4 separate regions of the Mus musculus genome follow, and regions 1, 2 and 4 are each linked to region 3. A link is a contact called in ENCODE Hi-C or POLR2A ChIA-PET data. All regions are on one chromosome and are shown on one strand. The core of a region is the stretch at or near the end of the contact, and the rest is flanking DNA. Distances in the headings are between cores, read along the strand shown. Region 1 has its middle 16 kb from the start of Scyl1. Region 2 holds the start of Ccdc85b (coiled-coil domain containing 85B). Region 3 holds the start of Rela (v-rel reticuloendotheliosis viral oncogene homolog A (avian)). Region 4 holds the start of Cfl1 (cofilin 1, non-muscle).

Region 1 (3,495 bases), core at 111-2,610, 150 kb after region 3:
GCGTATCTCTAGATCCCTCTAAACCACATAGCTTTGCCCATCTCTAGTTCACCAACACTTCTTCCCACGCTCCAAGCAGGACTTAAGTATGTGTTCCGGGACCCAGTCACCAGCCCGACTTCACTGACTCTCCACCCCCTTGCCGTCACTTACCTGAACATCTTCAGTGATGGCCCCATCTTTACCCTCAGTAACAGCACCGCAGCCAATCATTGACACTTCCAATTTCCAAAGCAGCCCTCCAACGACCTGCTTCCTGCATCATGATATTAACTTTTCCCAACCCACCTCCTTTCCCCCCACCTCTCTCCTGACCCCGCCTCCCTCCCCCCTCCCCACCTCTCTCCTGGCAGGACTGCCCTGCACAGCTGAGTTCTGGCTCAGCCCAATGTGCCCCACAATTCCATTTGTTCCAGATTGTGTTGTGTTTAATAAGCAATGTGTTCTTGCTTGAAAACAATGTCAAAACAGCGTATGTAGCAGCAAATTTATCCTGTGTGTTTCTTGGTTTAAAAAAAGGCATATAATGTGCCAAACTATTTTTGCAACCTGTTTCCTAAGTCCAAAACCATTCTTTTCACCCTTTTTTTTTTTTCTTTTTTAAGGATCCATTTGGGGGTTGGGGGGCTGAAGAAACAGGTCCGTGGATAAAAGAATTAGTTGCTCTTCCAGAGTCCTGAGTTCAAGCCCCAGCAACCACAAGCATTCATCATGGGATCTGGCTCATATACATAAAACACATAAATATTTTTGGTTTCCTGAGACAGGGTTTCTCTGTATAGCCCTGGCTGTCCTGGAACTCACCCTGTAGACCAGGCTAACCTCAAACTCAGAAATCTGCCTGCCTCTGCCTCCCCAGTGCTGGGATTAAAGGCGTGCGCCACCACCAACCGGCCACATAAATCTTTTTTTTTTTTAATATTTATTTATTACATGTAATTACACTGTAGCTGTCTTCAGACACTCCAGAAGAGGGCATCAGATTTCGTTACGGATGGTTGTGAGCCACCATGTGGTTGCTGGGATTTGAACTCAGGACCTTCGGAAGAGCAGTCGGCGCTCTTAACCGCTAAGCCATCTCACCAGCCCAAATCTTTTTAAAAAGAGATTTGTTTTTAGCAATCTTGGTGGTGCAGGCCTTTAATCCCAGCACTCCAGAGGCAAAGATGAGTGATGCTGAGTTTGAGGTCAGCCTGGGCAAAAAAAATAAAACAATAACAAAATTATTTATGCTTGGTTCATAACACACACACACACACACACACACACGTACTTAGTAACTTATTTGCCTTTGGTTGTTCAGAGTAGAAGAGTCAGGTAGTGACAACTTGGGCATCACGCGCCCTCTAGTGGACCTCAGTGGTAGTGACTTTCAGCCTCCCCAAGGCTGCCGGGCTCCTCAGGCCTGTACTCCAGACCCAGCTTCAGGGAACTGAGCTGGTTGGGAGAAGGCCCTGAACCCTCAACTCTCTTACTCACCGGCTTTGGACGCCCCCGTGCTCTGCTGGGCTTCCCTTCCTCTGATGCAAACAGTCCTTGTTACTTCCTGCTTGCTAAGGATGAAGAAAGACACCAAGTGGGAAGCTGATAGCACAGGCCAACCCCACAGCTTTTATGGGGTTCTTGGCCTTCTCTGCTTCCACTCGGGGGATCTGTGGCTCTTCTGTGCTCTGGTCAGCCTTGGCTCGCAGGCATTTTTTGACCCTCGGCTGTCAGCTTCACCACTGTCGTGCTTGACTTATTCAGTTTCTTCTTTAAACATTTATATGAGTGCACTGTAGCTGCCTTCAGCCACACCAGAAGAGGGCATCAGATGGTTGTGAGCCACCGTGTGGTTGCTGGGAATTGAACTCAGGACCTCTGGAAGAGCAGCCCGTGCTCTTAACCACTGAGCCATCTCTCCAGCCGGATTTATTCATTTTTATTTTACGTGTATGAGTGTATTGCCTCCTTGTGTGTCTGTGCACCACGCACAAGCAGTACCTGAGAAGGCCAGAAGAGGGCATCAGATAGCCAGTTACAGATTCTTGTGAGCTGACTCCTGGGTGCTGGGTATGAACCTAGATCCTCTGCTGCGAGCAAAAGAGCTCGCTGTTAACCACTGAGCTATTTCTGTAGTTCCCACCCCCTGCCAAATGAGGCCTGGCAGGGCATGTTTGTAATCCGAGAGCTCAAAGCAGCAGGACCATGGCTTCTAGCTAGCCTTGGCGTTCCAGTTCCTAGTACTGTGATAAAGACCCAGACTAAAAGCAGTGTAGGGAGGAAAGAGTTATTTATACTTGTGTGTCACAGTCCATCATGGAGGGAAGCCCAGGCAGGAAGCTGGAGGTAGCAGCTGAGGCAGAGAAGATGGAGGATGCTCACCGGCTTGCTCTCAATGGCTTGCTCAGCTTGTGGTTTTTGCAGTGCAGACAATCTGCCCATCAAACAACTGCCCTCATAGAGTGGCCTAGAAGCCAATCTGATGGAGATATCTTCTCAATTGAAGTTCCCTCCTCCCAGATGACTCTAGCTTGTGTCAAACTGGCAAAAAACAAAAACCTAACCAATATGCTCAGCTATGTGGTGAGTGAGTTCTACCGGCCTCACCTCTGCAAACCAACAAACAAACAAACACATTCCTTCTAAGCCAGGCACAGTGACACCTGCTGCAATCCCAGATACTCAGGAAGCTGAGGCCCAAGGTTCCCTTTAGCCCAAGAACTTCAGACCAGTCTGAGCAATATATGGATACCAAACCTTAAAAAAGAAATAGGAAAAAGCTTGCTGGGTTTGGGGAGCTCGGTTGATAAAGGGCTTGCCTTGTAAGCTCAAGGACCCGAGTTACATACCCAGACCTCACACGCAGTCTCAGTGCCCGGGAGGCAGAGACAAGCAGATCCTCGGAGCTCCCTTCCAGCCAGCTCAATCCAGGCCTAGCTCAGAAAAGAAGCTAACAGTTGTTCCTGGGGTATAACAAAGTCGCTCTCTGGCCACACATGCACACGCACACAGCAGCCTGGGATGTAGGTCAGTTGGCAGTGTGAGACTAACATGTGCAGTGTCACCCTCAAACAAAGCATGGTGGCACAAGCCAGCCTATAATCCCAGGTCTGAGGAAGAGGAAACAAGAGGATGGGGAGTCTGGGGCAAGCTGGGGCTGTCTCAAACGTAATAATAAGGCCGGGCGTGGTGGCACACGCCTTTAATCCCAGCACTCGGGAGGCAGAGGCAGGCGGGTTTCTGAGTTCGAGTCCAGCCTGGACTGCAAAGTGAGTTTCAGGACAGCCAGGGCTATACAGAGAAACCCTGTCTCAAAAAACCAAAAAAAAGGTGGTCATGCATGTGTGAAGACTGGAGTTTGGATTCCCACTAAAGGATGAAGTGTGAGTCAGGGTTCTCTAAAGGGAAAGAGCATATAGAATGACTATATATATTACAAGGGGGTTTATTGGGTGGTTTGCAGGCTATGTTATACTAATCAGCAATGGCTGACTCCTCATGGAAAAACAAAGA
Region 2 (3,045 bases), core at 148-2,647, 180 kb before region 3:
CCCCATGGGAACCCACACTGCTCCTGTCTTAAGGACTGGGGGGGGGGCAGGGAAGGCCGGTGGTATATCCTTCCACCATCCATGCAGGCGGTTCAGTGGGCTTTAGGCCCCCAACACCTGCTTCCTGTCCCATTGTTTTAGACAGGAAGGAGCCTGGAAGGGAGCTGGAGCCACTACAGCGGCCGGATTTCAGCCTGTCTTGGCGCCCATCGGGGGAGTTAGTGGTCTACCACCGTCTCAAATCCCACCCCAATCCCAGGTAATAGGGAGTCAGCCCTAGCTCTGCAGTTCCTCCGGATGAGAACTGCACTGCATCTCTGGGTTTACGCCCTCTTCCCAACCCCGGCGAGTTCTAGACACAAGCTGGCCAGGCTTCGGGCTCTGCTTCCTTCCCAGTTTATTAGTCCCCACCCAACCACACAGCAAGTCCCTCCACTTCAGCCTCCATTTCCCCTGCTGCTCTGCCAGCAAGAGCAAGGAGCCCTCCTCAGTGCCAGGGCTTTTCCAGTCCATTCCAGCGCCCTGGTGCTCAGCCGAAGCTACGACCAGGTCTGGAGGTCCACAGCATTCCCCGAGCTCAGGGAGCAATCCAGGCAGGCATTGGCGTGGAAAATGCGGCGCCCTCAGTCATCAGGGGAGCAGGCTAGGGGCAACTGATCCGGGCTGCCCACACTGCCAGTGCTGGAACTTCCATCGCCTAGGTCGCGGGGCCCGCACGGTGGCAGGGCGAGCTCGGGTGTGGGCCCAGCACCTGAGCCCACTGCGCCGCCGGGGCCACCGCGGGGGCCCCACTCTTCGCCCAGTGCTAAGCAAAGCTCCTTAAGGGCCAGATTTTCCCGCAGCAGCTCCTCCTGGCGGCCTTCCAGCTCCGCTAGCTTCTGCCAACAGCCACCCAGGTCCTCGCGCACCGCCCGGGATGCTTGGGTCCCAAAGAGCTGCCACTGGCGCGCCGCACGCCGTCCTCGTTGGCGCTCCGAGTCCAGAAAGCAGCAGAGGTCGCGCAGCTCCCGGTTCTCCGCCTGCAGGCGCCGGTTGAGCTGTTTGAGCTCACGGATCTCGCCCAGGTGACCCTGCAGCTGCCGATTCACCTCCTGCATCAGGCGGCCGCGCTGCACTAGCGCTGCCAGGCGCGCCGCCTCCTCCCGCCGCAGGCGCCGCACCAGCTCCTCCTTACCCAGCGCCGCCATCTCCTCGTCCGTCAGCTCCTCCAGGCCGCCTGCTTCGGCCTCCATAGTTGATCAGGCAGCTGCAGCATCGCCCGCCCACGGCCGAGGCTCTGGAGCCCCTCCTCGGGCCGGTTGCCTCTCAGGCTCCGACCCGGGCTCTGGCTCCGAGGACCGTAGGCAGTGGAAGAGGCAGCGTAGGCTGCAGCAGCTACCCTGGGGTGGGCACGAGGCAGGGCGCGCGCCGGGGCGGGGCCTCGTGATGTTGCCCAAGAACAGCCAATCCAGAAAGTCTCCCAGGAAGGGGCGGAGCCTAAGCCTGTAGCTCTCTTTTCTCGCCCACTCCGGACCTGGGTGTCACGACCCTCAAACAGTAGAGACCTTCTCTCTCCTTTCCTTCTATGGTCATCTCAGCGGGACTTGAAGGCGTTACAGGACTCCATGTTCCAAAATCCCTCGAGCACTTTTTGAGAAATGATATTCAGGTGTCTGCCTTTGACTCCTTCCCACTCCGCAACAGAAGCTAAACAGATGGCTTACCAGGCTCTTCTTCCTTTCCGAGAACTATGAAGCATCACTCCCTCGCAGCTACTCCGAATCTAGAGTCAAAGGTCCTGGCCCATTCCCAACCCTCCCTCCCTTCCTCCCAGGGACCGTTTCCTGCCTGCAGGATGGGCCATCCAAAGGATTTGTTTGTTTAATAAACCTTTGTTGTGTGAAAGGTCCGTGTAGAAATACGCTTAACAATAATCCTGTACTTGATCAAAAAGGTCAAAATCTGACAGAAGAAGCCAAGGCTACACAGAGAAACCCTGTCTTGCAGAGAGAGAGAGCGAGAGCGAGAGAGCGAGAGAGAGAGAGAGAGAGAGAGAGAGAATCTTTTGGGGAAGAGAGAGAGGGCAGGCACAGAAGCTCACGTTGAGCATATGGCTCAATGACAACGCACTTACCTAGCATGTGGAAGGCCCTGGTTTATTCTTGGACCATAAAAAAAGGATGTGATACAGAAGTAGTCTCTGAGATCCCCAAAATATTTCCCAAAGAGGAAATACCTGAGGGGCCATTAAAGATGCATAAGATGCCAGCAGGGAGTTCCAGGACAGATAGGACTATGTAGAGAGACCCTGTCATCAAAACACAAAATACAAGACTGCCAAGAGAGAAAGAGTATGTGAAAGAAGCAAGAAGTGTGGGAAGAGTCACTGCTGCCCTGGAGAGTCTAGCTCCTTTAGGATTAAGCGAGGCTAGTTCTGAGAGTCTGGTAAGCGTGGGTATATGGGAAGTGGTAAGATGAGGAGGCTTTGAAGAGCAGGGTATATTGGTGGCTCCTATCCTGCAATCCCAGTGCTTGAGAGGTTGAAGTTGGAAAGGGAAGTAGACTTCAATGGCGGATAGATGTCGAGTTCTTAAGGACCTGCAGTTCTGGGCTAGAGGCTTGACAAAGGCCAGGTAGAATTTTAAAGAGGGAAATAACATTTCAAAATGTTTTGAGACAGGGTATGTAATCCTGGAGAGCCTGAAAGTAGACCAGGTTGGCCTCCAATTCACGGAGATTCTCTGGCCTCTGTGTAGGAATTACAAGCATGAACCACCACAGTCAAGAAAATATACATTTTAAAAAGACTTTTCTGAAGCCAGTTGTGTTGGTATTTGCCAGTAATCCCAGCACTTGGAAGGGAGCTGCAGGAGCCTCAGGAATTCAAGGTCATCCTCCCCACAGCAAATTCAAGACCTGATCTGTAGGAGACTTTGTCCCCAACTCTGTCCCCGCCAAAGAAGTCTCCACGTGTGCTGTGTGGGGTGGATTCTGGTGGCAGAGTGCACTGTAGATGAATAACACTGTGTCAGTGAACAGAGAGCTGTGCAGAACTAGGCTGGCACT
Region 3 (3,130 bases), core at 402-2,901:
ACACCGGCTAGCCCCTGCTGGTCCAGAGCTCTCTTTGTAAACAAAGCTCCATTTTTTTCATTTGTGTTGAGAAAGTGTCTATACAGTCCTGGTTGTCTAGCAACTCACTATGTATAGACTGTACTGGCCTCGAACTAGGAGACCTGCTGAGTCTGCCTCCAGAGTGCTGGGGCTAAAGGCCTGCACTACCAAACACAACTCACATTTATCTTTTATTTTATTTTATTATTTTTATTTTTGTATATATGTGCACATGTGAATGCAGTTGCTCTCAAGAGCCCAGAACAGTGTGAGGTCTCCGGAAGCTGCAGTTACAGTTGCTGATAACTGGACTCTGGTCTTCTGCAAGGGCATTATCGACTCTTAACTGATGGGCCATCTCTCCAGCCTGCAACCATCCTTTTTTAAAGAGCATCTTCTGTAGTTCTGGATGGGTTCAAACTATGTAGAGGAGGATGACGTTGAACGTCTGACCCCATGAGCGCTGGGATTACTGGAGCATCCTGGAGTCAGAGATCAAATCCCAGCTTCCTGCAACGTTATGCAAAAACTACTGAGTTCTCATTTCTAGCCTTTACTTTTTAGTAAGGACGCTGGTATTCATATTAACTTAAATTGTAACTATATGTGTTTTTACAAGTGGTTCATGTGAGGACCAATGATGGCTGTGTGCCATTAATTGGAGATTATATTCATTCTGTCGCCTTGACATCCGCCCTCGCAAAATATTAAACTGCTTTTTCTAATCTGCGCCAAGTGAGAAACTGAAATGAGTGGGAGGGGCGTAACTATTTTCACTTTTGTCTTCCTGTTTTTTTCAGAGCCTGGGAAAGCAATTCAGAATTTCCAATCTTTTCCAATTCCCACATGATTTCCTAATTTAGAGAAAATAAGTCTTTCTCTGAGTGCTGAAACCTCCTGTGGCCCGGGAGGCGCCTCCTCCTTCTGGCATAGTGGAGGCAGCCTGATGTGTTGCGTCCTCCGGCCAGAGTCCCCACACTCAATCTGCACACCTGCCCTTGGCTTAGATGGCAATTTTTGCTCCCTACAAACGCTTTCCTCATTGGAGCCTGGACTCCTGGGAGGCCTTGAAGGAGATGTTCACGGTGTGACCCTAGCTGGTTCCGGAGATCCCTAAAGATCTAAACCTTAGCAGACAGCACCTATGTGTGCAGACGAAGCCCTGGGGCTCTTCCAGCACTCATGGCTCTCAGGGACTCTTAGAGGTACAGGTGTCTGCCTAGTCCTCGGTCTGCCCCTCTACCCTAAGGCCTGTCGGATGCAGCACGCTCGCTCCGCGAAGCACTCCTGCGCGCAGCCGGATCTAGGTTGGGGAGCATGTGGCCCGTAGCACGCGGGTCCCCAGAAGGCCCCTGCACGCTTAGGAAAACGTGTGGAATTCAGTCACTGGCCTCCGCGGGAGCAGCAGGCCTGGGCCTCTCCCTGCGCAGGGCGAATGGCCGCAGCCTGCCACCAGCCCTGGCTCGGCTCCAGTCCCGGCCAGGGTGACATCACCAAACTCCTGAGATCAGAGCGGGGCGGGGAACGGGACCCGAAATCCCCTAAAAACAGAGTGAGTAATCGCGGGCCCGCCCTCCAGGCGGGGCCGGGAACGGGACCGGGACCCCGAGCGAGCCGCGCTGCGGAGCTTGTAGTCGGGCCGGCCTCGGGACAAACAGCCTCGGCGTCCTCCCGCCGCGCTGCGGTGTCCCCGCCCGCGCGCCCGCCGCACACCTTCCGCGCCCAGCGTGAGTCGCGCACCTGCTCTCGGCCCCCCACGCGCGGCGGTGGCGGTGGCGGCGGCTCAGCGCGCAGGCGCGGCCGGATTCCGGGCAGTGACGCGACGACGGGCGCGCGCCGCGCATTTCCGCCTCTGGCGAATGGCTTTACTTTAGCGCGCCGTGGGCTCAGCTGCGACCCCGGCCCCGCCCCCGGGACCCTGACCATGGACGGTGAGGCTGCCCTCTGGCTCGGGGGATGGCTGCCCTAGAGCTCCGGGGCCTGCGGCGGAATCTCCCCCCTCCCCGCGCCGTCTTCCGCCCCTTTCTGCGCCGCGGGTTGCTGCGCAGGGAGCGGCAGGCCGGATGGTGGCACGGGGCGGGGCGGGCTGCGAGGGGGTCTGACTCAGTTACCCCTCTCAGTGGAGGGCGCCTTGACTCAGTGTCCCTCCTGGGTGGGGGTACGGGTGAATCTTGACTCCGTTTCCTCCGGCTCCCCCCACCCCCGTGTCGATGCGATTAGTTCTGGCTTCCTTTCCGTGTAAGGAAGAAAGTATCTGACTCAGTTTCCCCAGAAGAGGAGAGGAGGGTATTACCCCCTCCTCAGTGTCACTTATGAACGTAAAACAGGCACTGACTCAGTTTCCCCTGGCAAAGGAATGCCTCTGTGTCCCCTTTCTCTAGTTCCCCGGCCTCTGTCAGGGCAGGTTTCAGGGTCTTGGCTCAGTTTTCTTGGAAGGGAGGGAGCTTGGCTCTGTCAGGCCTTCGCAGGTGAGGGTGGGCACTGGAGTTTATTGACAATGTGCCTTGTCTTTCCCTTTCAGATCTGTTTCCCCTCATCTTTCCCTCAGGTAAGTTGGACCATCCATCCTCAGTAGTCAGGGGCTGTCCTGGAGTCGGGGCCGTGGGGATAGCACCTGATGGCTGACTGTGTCACCCACAGAGCCAGCCCAGGCTTCTGGGCCTTATGTGGAGATCATCGAACAGCCGAAGCAACGGGGCATGCGATTCCGCTATAAATGCGAGGGGCGCTCAGCGGGCAGTATTCCTGGCGAGAGAAGCACAGATACCACCAAGACACACCCCACCATCAAGGTAAGCAAGAGCCCCCAGGGGTGTCGCTGGGACACAGATGTGGTGGAACGCACTGTGCAGCCCCAGCAGACTTGCCTCCTGGTCACCGTGCCCTGTGTCTAAGAGCCAGATTAGGGATTGCTGGCCACTAGAGTACTCTGTACTTTGGACAGATCAATGGCTACACAGGACCAGGAACAGTTCGAATCTCCCTGGTCACCAAGGATCCACCTCACCGGCCTCATCCACATGAACTTGTGGGGAAGGACTGCCGGGATGGCTACTATGAGGCTGACCTCTGCCCAGACCGCAGTATCCATAGGTGAGTTCCCTATGGG
Region 4 (3,088 bases), core at 106-2,605, 150 kb before region 3:
CAAGCAGCCTTATAAGGAGCCTGCAGCTGGCGCTTGGACTGGGCACGCCCTCTGGAGGCTTATGCCCTAATAAGGACATCTAGGGCATCCCGCGACCAGGGGCGGAAGGAGTGCGTCTCCAGGGTAACTGCGTGGCCCCTCCCCCCGTTGCTCTGGGAAACTGCTAGTCTCGAAAAAGGTGGAGCCAGCCTTCTCCTTAGGAGGGGCCCTTGGGAGAGAAGGGGGTCAAGCTTCGGCCTCCACCTGGAGCTCCAGCAGTGTAGCCCACGGGTGCAGTCACCTGGAGCTCCCGCAGTGTAGCCCACGGGTGCAGTCTGACTACAATCCCCTGACTACAACCCCCGGCATCCTCTGCGTGCTGCCTCGCTCCTGGGGAAGCTCCTCTTTTACACCCTTTATTCAGCTTGGGGAGGTCAAGGGCCCCGGTTTCCTTTGCCTCTGAGTTGTTTGCGACTTTGCCCTTTTTTTCTAAGGCCATGGTCATTGTTTCAGGTCAGAGAAATTCTCCTGGAGTTCCCACCCCAGTTTATTTTAAACTTTTGCTTTCATATAGATTCTCTTCAGTCTTTGTGCTAAAATGATCATAAACCTATCAACTCTGGAATTAAATTGAAGTATTCCTTTTCCTGTATCGTAAAAGAAACATAAAGAAGTTTTTTTTTTGTTTTGTTTTGTTTTGTTTTGTTTTTTGATTTTTCAAGACAGGGTTTCTCTGTGTAGCCCTGGCTGTCCTGGAACTCACTTTGTAGACCAGGCTTGCCTCGCACTCAGAAATCCGCCTGCCTCTGCCTCCCGAGTGCTGGGATTAAAGGTGTGCGCCACCATGCCCGGCCATAAGGAAATTTTTAGTGCACAACTCTTCACCCTTCCCCCATGAATTACGTTTGATCTAACAATTTGCCAAACGTCTTTAGACAACGCCAAAGCTCTCAAACTTTTTATGTTAGCATTTCCTGTTTTTTAAAAAATCCTATTTGTTGAAATTTTACTCCACGGGAGCATTTCTATTGGCTTGAAGACACCGTTATACTTGGCGATTCTCTTTTCTGTGAGAGAGGATCCCAAGCTGATGATTCAAAATCTTTTTTCAGGAACCATAAAGAACAAAAAACCACTTAATTTCTGGGATAAAGAAAGTAGAGAATTATATTCAGGTCATTTTTATCAAACGATGGGCCTCTGGCTCAGAGCGTTTTTTGGTCCATTGCACCAATGGGCTCACTCTCCGTGCAACAGCCCACGCCTCTCGGCCTCCGCCTACTCTGCGCCTCAAGCTCTGCGGAACCCGGTAGCAGCTAGTTCTATTTCGGTGCAAAATCCTCGGACTTCACTTCCCGTCGGCCCGCGCGGCAAGCGCCGGAAGGCCGCCCCGCCCCTCATTGTGCGGCTCCTACTAAACGGAAGGGGCCGGGAGAGGCCGCGTTCAGTCGGATCCCGGCAGCAGCTGCGGCGGCTCAGGTCTTCAGTTGCTCTTTCTGTCTCCCTTTCGTTTCCGGAAACATGGTGAGCATTAGGCCACTGCGCCCGAGGGAAGTGGGTTCGTGATCCGTCGCTTGCGCGCCGGGCGGGGTGGGGGCGGCAGAGAAGCGGTCTTGGTATCCCATCCCCCAGCACCCCGAGCGAGATTAAGGGTCTCATTGAAGGGCAGGCCGCGCGTGCGCGCCTCCGGGCGCTGGGAAGGGCCGATTCGGACGTCGCTCGCGCGCCCCCTGGCTCCTCTCCCCTCCCCCATCCTGCCTTTGCGCCAGCGCGGCCACTGGCCGTGGGGGAGGGGTCCAGTGTGCGGGGCCTCGGGCAACGCTCGCTGGTTCTCGATGGCGCGCGCTGGACCAGAGCACGCGGCATCCAAACCCTGGCCCGGGGCCGCTAGGGAAAAGCGCGCGAGGTGTCGGCGCGCGCCCCACCCAAGGGCTGTTCCCTTCCCCGCATCATCCTCCCTCTGCGGCTAGGTTGGTCTCCACAGCAGGTGGCAGGGATTCCGCCGTCAGGGCGGGGCGGGGGCGGCCGCGGTGTGGCTCTGGGAGATGCTGAGGCATCGGGGAACCTGATTGAGACGCTGGTTCTGGAGCCTTCTTGCAACACGAGTCACGGAGTGGGTTCCTGTACAGGCTATCGCCCCACTTCTAGAAAGAGCGATTACACACTCCATTCTGTAGTCACTGTACCTCGGGCTAGAGCTAGAACAGCGCGTGCGCACATGCTTGGGCCCTGCCATCCCGGCTGCAGCTCTAGCCGAGCTAGGCCTTTTGCTGCTCTGCCGGATGGGGCCGAGGGTGGAGCCGCGTTTAGGGAAGTGACCGAGGCGGGTACCGCCCGGAAGCCACCAGCTTTTATGCTTAGCCTGAGGGCACGGGAAACTGTTTTTTGGAGTGAGACTGGCCAGAGCTACCTCTCCAGCTGACTGCGTTTACGCCTATTCCTAAAGGCGAGCCTTAGGCGTTGAGACATCTGAGGTCCGGCCGCCTCGCTGCCTCTGGGCTACGAGTGTCTCTTGGGGAGGCCCTGAACCTAGTCCAATCTTTCTCCGCCTACTCCGGAAGCGGGTGAATCACGTGGCTAGCTTCCTCTGCAGTTCCATGGTGGTGGTGGGGAGGGTTGGTTGTAGATTTCTGATTGGGTCGTCCCCCAGGGCCGTACAAAGCAGAAAGTTTTCGGCGATTTGGGGCATCACAGTTTGACCTATTAATTTGTCAGTCTTTTTTTTTTTTTAAAGGACTCACCATTCTTGGATGACAGGGAGTTGTCCAGCAGGGCCTTAATTAAGGGTTGTAATTCTTGTGTATGGGAGATCTCGGCAGGAAAGAGTGTCATTTATACAATGACTGCATTTCTAATGAGCAATAAACTACCGAGCAGCTCTTGGTGTCTGTGAATTTCTGGTGTTCTGATTCTCTTTCCTGGAGATGAGACTATGGCCCAGGAGTTTGGTGTTTTGTATCTATCCTATGCTGGCATTTTAATCAGTATCTTTCGGGTTCTTTGAATCTGGTGTTCACAACTCAGCAAGTTTTTGTTTTCTTTTTGGCTTTTTTTTAAGAGACAGGATTTCTCTGCATTGCCCCTGCTGTCCTGGAACTCATTCTATAGA

What was found. Hi-C counts contacts between places; a loop is a spot of excess contacts on that map. ChIA-PET counts read pairs that join two places held with the same protein, here RNA polymerase II (POLR2A).
Region 1: POLR2A ChIA-PET joins it to region 3 with 10 read pairs in Patski. The contact joins the enhancer-like site here to the promoter of Rela in region 3. A Hi-C loop is called at or near these places in 1 of 37 maps with a recorded cell type or tissue (adrenal gland). POLR2A ChIA-PET finds 5 or more read pairs at or near these places in 2 of 5 experiments (Patski and embryonic stem cell).
Region 2: POLR2A ChIA-PET joins it to region 3 with 12 read pairs in Patski. The contact joins the promoter of Ccdc85b here to the promoter of Rela in region 3. POLR2A ChIA-PET finds 5 or more read pairs at or near these places in 2 of 5 experiments (Patski and embryonic stem cell).
Region 4: POLR2A ChIA-PET joins it to region 3 with 41 read pairs in Patski. The contact joins the promoter of Cfl1 here to the promoter of Rela in region 3. POLR2A ChIA-PET finds 5 or more read pairs at or near these places in 3 of 5 experiments (Patski and embryonic stem cell).

What each region holds. Positions count from the first base shown.
Region 1 is chr19:5,785,245-5,788,739 of GRCm38, forward strand. No RefSeq gene overlaps it. Among named protein-coding and RNA genes, the nearest start is that of Scyl1, 16 kb to the left of the region's middle. Within about 2 kb of position 1,361, at least 2 of the 3 ENCODE cell types and tissues checked have a DNase peak (open chromatin) inside an H3K27ac peak, as active enhancers do.
Region 2 is chr19:5,456,166-5,459,210 of GRCm38, forward strand. It overlaps Ccdc85b (coiled-coil domain containing 85B), which reads right to left and starts at 1,398. Exons shown (of 1, transcript NM_198616.4): 1 at 1-1,398. The coding sequence starts at 1,232. The coding sequence ends at 624.
Region 3 is chr19:5,635,890-5,639,019 of GRCm38, forward strand. Rela (v-rel reticuloendotheliosis viral oncogene homolog A (avian)) reads left to right here and starts at 1,652. Exons shown (of 11, transcript NM_009045.5): 1 at 1,652-1,952; 2 at 2,543-2,569; 3 at 2,662-2,813; 4 at 2,966-3,114. The coding sequence starts at 1,946.
Region 4 is chr19:5,489,100-5,492,187 of GRCm38, forward strand. Cfl1 (cofilin 1, non-muscle) reads left to right here and starts at 1,356. Exons shown (of 4, transcript NM_007687.5): 1 at 1,356-1,503. The coding sequence starts at 1,501.